Regions from separate parts of the Homo sapiens genome. Here region 1 is linked to region 2. Evidence: chromatin contacts called from ENCODE POLR2A ChIA-PET data. All regions are on one chromosome and are shown on one strand. Each heading gives the region's core, a stretch centred on a gene start or an enhancer-like site at or near the end of the contact. The rest is flanking DNA. Distances are from core to core; before and after follow the strand shown. Region 1 overlaps RAPGEF1 (Rap guanine nucleotide exchange factor 1). Region 2 overlaps PRRC2B (proline rich coiled-coil 2B).

Region 1 (2,700 bases), core at 184-2,683, 160 kb before region 2:
GCAGGAGTCACCACACCCAGCCAGTTTCTTTGTTTAATAAAGACGGAGTCTCTGTCACCCAGGCTGGAGTGCAGTGGTGCAATCATAGCTCACTGCAGCCTTGAACTCCTGGGCTCAAGGAATCCTCCCACATCGGTCTCCTTAGTAGCTGGGATTACAGGTACACGCCACCATGCCCAGCTAATTTTTGTATTTTTTGTAGGGACGAGGTCTTGCTATGTTGCCCAGGCTGGTTTCAAACTCTTTTTTTTTTTCTTTTTTTGAGACAGAGTTACGTTCTTGTTACCCAGGCTGGAGTTCTTGTTACGTTCTTGTTACCCAGGCAGTGGCGCAATCTTGGCTCACTGCAACCTCCGCCTCCCAGGTTCAAGTGATTCTCCTGCCTCAGCCTCCCGAGTTGGGATGACAGGTGTGCACCACCATGCCCGGCTACTTTTTGTATTTTTAGTAGAGACAGGGTTTCACCATGTTGGCCAGGTTGATCTCAAACTCCTGACCTCAGGTGATCCTCCCACCTTGGCCTCCCAAAATGCTGGGATTACAGGTGTGAGCCACCACACCCAGCCTAGCTGTTCTCAAACTCTTGAGCTCAATCCTCCTGCCTTAGCCTCCTATAGTACTGGGATTACAGGTGTGAGCCATTGCACCCAGCCCACCACACCTGTTAATAAAAGGAGATCTCTGCCCCTGCCCCCTGGTTTGGGTTTTGTTATTTTTTTTTTTTACTGCTCATTTGTTAATGTTACTTTAGCAGCCCACAGCTTCGCCCTTATGGGTTGAGCCATGGCAGCCGCATCACCCTCAGGCTCCTCATCAGCATACTGGCTTCCGAGGTCCCCAGCAGGTGCTTGTGGAGCCAGAGGCCAGAGGCTGAGGCGGGAGTTTGTTCTGGGAAACAGACACCTCAGACTGGCTCTTTGGTTTGCTCTGGGGTTTGGAAGCTGCTCACTGCGAGTCCTAGCGCCTGACACATGTCTCTAGCCCTTGCTGCTTCCAAACCCCGTAGCAGTAACAGGCTGCCTAACCCGTCCTCCCAGGGGGCTGATCCTGCAGGACCTGACCTTCGTTCACCTGGGAAACCCAGACTACATCGACGGGAAAGTGAACTTCTCCAAGCGGTGGCAGCAGTTCAACATCCTCGACAGCATGCGCTGCTTCCAGCAGGCGTGAGTGCCACTGCCCCGGGGGGACCAGGCAGAGCTGAGCCCCGGGCCACACACAAGGAGAGACAGCCCGGGACACCGAGGGGAGGGGGAGCCACAGAGGACCCAGGGACCTGCCACTGCTGAGATATAGTCCGGGCCCTTCAGTTTCTGCCAGGATGACTTGAGAGCATGCCCACCAGGCTCCATGCCAGGCCTAGCCTGGCCCTGGGCCTGGACCCCGTGACAGCACAGCTCGTCCTCCCATTTTACACACCAGAAGCTGGTGCCCACCTTGCTGTGAGAAGGGCCTGACAAACCCTGGCCTGCCTGACTCTGAGGCACCAGAGCTCCCCCAGGGCGGGCCCTGGCATGCGTTGTTGGGGGCAGTGGGATCACCTGGGGCCCCCTCCCTGTGAGCAGCCCAGCCTCAGGGCCCTGTTTGTGCTCCATGTGCTGGTGGCACCGTCTCTGAGCACTGGTGTCCCCTCTGTCACATTGGTCAACGGTAGCCCCTGCAGCATCCGTTTGCTGCGAGGCTGTGGGGATGGTCCCCGCGGCACCTTCCAGGAGGGTGGCGCCATCGGGCCATCCAGCCCACACAGGTGCTCACTGACTGCTCCCCATCCCCTGCACCAGGCACTATGACATGCGGAGGAACGACGACATTATAAACTTCTTCAATGACTTCAGTGACCACCTGGCTGAGGAGGCCCTATGGGAACTGTCTCTGAAAATTAAACCCAGGAACATAACAAGGAGAAAAACAGACCGGGAAGAGAAGACCTAGGAGCAGACGCCGGGATCCAGGAGAATGCTCGAGGGGCGCAGAGGGCAGCTCCCAGACCGGAGAGGACCTTGGACCTGTTAGGCGCATGGCAGGAGTCCCGGCCTCGGAGCCATGAGGCTGGCCAGCCCTCAGCGGGGCCGGGCGGGAGCTGGAGCCTGCCAGCCGCTTCCTGCCTCCTTCCTCTGTGGGAGCAGACCCGTGGGCCTCAGGGCAGCCAGCAGGCAGGTCTTGTTGCCAATTTACAAACCGGTGGTTTTCTGGTTTGGTTTTGTTTTCTGCTTTTACTTCCATCTCTCCCCTCTTGACCTTCCACCCACTCCCCTCCAGGGAGAGAGCAGCAGAGACCTCATCAGCAGACCAAGGAAGTGGTGGGTGCTCCCCCTCCCTAAGCTCCAGGGTCCCTGAATCTTCTGAAATCTCAAATGAGTGGAGGCCTCCTGGGGTGGCCTGTCCTGCAGGGGCCCTGGAATGGGGGCAAGCAGCTGGGTGGGCAGAATGCAGAGTAGACTCGGGGGAGGATCCTTTCACTTTCCGCTTCCCCTTCTGATGCATGGAGGATGGTGTGAGCTTTTCAGCAGGCCCGGAAAGGTACGCAGGTGACGCCTTAGCAGCCCCGCAGCTGGTGCTCTGCCCCGCGGTACTGGCGCCATCAGGGCCTCCCTTGCCCGCCTGAGAGCAGCAGCAGTCTCTGTCATCCCGTCGCCCCTTACCCCCCACCCCAGGCCACTGGGCCCCTCCCACACCACCTGGGGAGCTGAGAAGAGGAGG
Region 2 (2,700 bases), core at 33-2,532:
CACCATGTTGGCCAGGCTTGTCTCAAACTCCTAACCTCAAGTTATCCGCCCACCTTGGCCTCCTGAAGTGCTGGGATTACAAGCGTGAGCCACCACACCCAGCCAGTGCCCCCAACCTTTTAACCAAGTTTTGCACTTGTTGGGCACGCTATTGGCCTCTCTAGACCTGTTTCCTCATCTACTGAAGGAGTGGCCTAGACAAGCACTGACCCTAAAATCAAGCCCATCAATGTTGACAACTGACAGCCACAGAAATAATGGTTTACTACCCAGGCGCCGGGGCTCACGCTTGTAATCCCAGCACTTTGGGGAGCTGAAGCAGGCGGATCACTTGAACCCAAGAGTTCAAGACCAGCCTGAGCAACATGGTAAAACTCTGTCTCTACTAAAACTATATTTAAAAAAATTAGCTGGGCGTGGTGATGCACGCCTGTAATCCCAGCCACTGGGGAGGCTGAGGCAGGACAACTGCTTGAGCCTGGGAGGTGGAGGTTGCAGTGAACGGAGATTGGGCCACTGCACTACAGCCTGGGCGACAGAGGGAAAAATCTGTCTAAAAAAAAAAAACGTAGCAGAAAGAAATGGCTTACTGTGGAATCAGCCACCTCTTACAAGCCTGGGATTGGATCCTATTTTCCTATATAAACTTGGGATACCAACAAGGAACCAGGCGAGTCACTGCTGCAGTGAATGAAAGCAGCCCCTACGAGGACAATTACACTCTCCACAGTGAAGACTGCACAAGTGGAGAATCTTCCAGCCTCAACGTTCCATCAGAGCAGGGGCCGGCAGCCTGAAGAGAAATAAGCAAGAGGCCATCTATGGCCCACAAAGCCCAGAACAGTTACTGCCTGGTCCTTTACAAAGTTTGTGTATACACACCTGCTTTACGGCAGTCAGGAGATCTTTCACTGGACACAACTCCAAAATAAACCAGAATCATTCGGATTTCCTCCCGTTGCAGGGATCTCCACTGACCGGCTGAGTGCGAGGCTGGCCCCGCCCACAAGCATCTGGCCCCACTGCTTGCCAGCTGCTTTTCACAAACATCAGGCCAGGGCGCTGTTAGCAGGGCTTTACCAGGCTTCAAATACCTGCCGAGTTTCCATCCATCAACACACATGCATACCCCAAGCTAAACTAGCCTATCCGGAGGCAGGGAGAAAGCACCGGTGAGCATCCAAGTGTGAAGCAGGAAGCCGGCTGAGGCAAGAGAACAGCTCTCCAGCGGGTCTGAGGCATTTCCATCCAGCTCTGACTCACCCCTAGGTCTGTGGGACTAGACCCGGCATAGACGCACCAAGTCCTCGCAGGTTAGCATAAGTCAAACCTGGCTTATGGCCACGGCTTTACCTCACCTTCTCTCCCTTCTGTAGGCAACAGAATTCGTTTTCTCTCCAACAGAATCTGACTTGGAACCTCAGTATGACATATGAAGCAGACACAACCCAATGATGCCTGCTGGAAAGAAGTCCAGCCTATGTGCCCCCTTGCTGTAAGCCCTCCTTTCCCACAGAAGCCACTCAGAGACACTGCCACGGGGAGCTAGAGCATTCTGAAACTTGCCAGCCTAAAAGAAAATATTGCCATTAGGCAGATGAAAAAGGGGCCTAAAACCCATATGAAGATAGATTTGGGAACAAATCAATGGAGAAAAGAACATTGAAAAAGAATCCAGGTTGCATATTTTGGCACATAATCTAAAGAAGTGCTCCCAGGCTGTGCTGGAACAAAAACAACCAGAAAGATTCGCCAACAACGGCAACTTCACATCCAAGCCCCGCCTCTCCAGACAGTGCCCGCCTGTCCAACAGGTTCCTGCTATCTGTCCACCAGAGGGAACATCTCTGCCCTGTAATTAATTTATCAAAAGCCATTTCCGGGTAACAGGATTAATTTCACTCCACACTTGAGTGCCAGCCAGTGTCAGATGCCTGACCAGGGCACTGGGATGACCTGTCATTCACCAGGAACCACTACGGCTCCGCATTCAGGGGAGATCAGTGGCCACCAGCACTTCAAGGGCCAGGCACCCTGCTAAGCCCTCATGTGCTCTACTCCCCTTCATAACAGCACTTTCTGGAAGATACTACTGCCTGTTTGACAGAGAAGGACATTAAGGTTCAGTCAATCAGGATAGAAAAGTAACACACCCGGCAGGATGCGGGTGACTCACGCCTGTAATCCCAGTGCTTTGGGAGGCCAAGGTGGGTGGATCACAAGGTCAAGAGATCGAGACCATGCTGGCCAACATGGTGAAACCCCGTCTCTACTAAAAATACAAAATTTAGCTGGGCATGGTGGCGCGCGCCTGTAATCCCAGCTATTCGGGAGGCTGAGGCAGGAGAATCGCTTGAACCCGGGAGGCAGAGGTTGCAGTGAGCCAAGATCATGCCACTGCACTCCAGCCTGGGAACAGAGTGAGACACCCATCTTAAAATAAAATAAAAAAATAAAAAAAAGAAAGAAAGAAAAGAAAAGTAACGCACCCAAGGTCACAAGGCTGCCGAGTGCAGGGCCAGGCTTGGAGCCCAGGCTGCACTGGACGCCACCAGGCTGCAGACTGAATGCCCCACGACCTGGAATCTGCTTTCCCAGTGGGAGTACCGGTGCAGACACGAAAGGCGGCACAATGGGTTCTGATATAAGTCAGCCCAGGCTCAACAGCTGCTTTCTGGCCAACTGTACAGATGATGATCC

What was found. ChIA-PET counts read pairs that join two places held with the same protein, here RNA polymerase II (POLR2A).
Region 1: POLR2A ChIA-PET joins it to region 2 with 20 read pairs in activated CD4-positive, alpha-beta T cell. The contact joins two enhancer-like sites. POLR2A ChIA-PET finds 5 or more read pairs at or near these places in 3 of 52 experiments (BJ, GM12878 and activated CD4-positive, alpha-beta T cell).

Annotation. Positions count from the first base shown.
Region 1 is chr9:131,578,729-131,581,428 of GRCh38, reverse strand. It overlaps RAPGEF1 (Rap guanine nucleotide exchange factor 1), which reads left to right. Exons shown (of 27, transcript NM_001377935.1): 26 at 1,038-1,166; 27 at 1,782-2,700. The coding sequence ends at 1,932. Among named protein-coding and RNA genes, the nearest start is that of PRRT1B, 35 kb to the right of the region's middle. RefSeq lists enhancers at 2,001-2,080, 2,281-2,410, 2,441-2,490. Within about 2 kb of position 1,433, at least 12 of the 41 ENCODE cell types and tissues checked have a DNase peak (open chromatin) inside an H3K27ac peak, as active enhancers do.
Region 2 is chr9:131,421,809-131,424,508 of GRCh38, reverse strand. The region is part of intron 1 of PRRC2B (proline rich coiled-coil 2B); the gene reads right to left. Among named protein-coding and RNA genes, the nearest start is that of PRRC2B, 29 kb to the right of the region's middle. Within about 2 kb of position 1,282, at least 25 of the 41 ENCODE cell types and tissues checked have a DNase peak (open chromatin) inside an H3K27ac peak, as active enhancers do.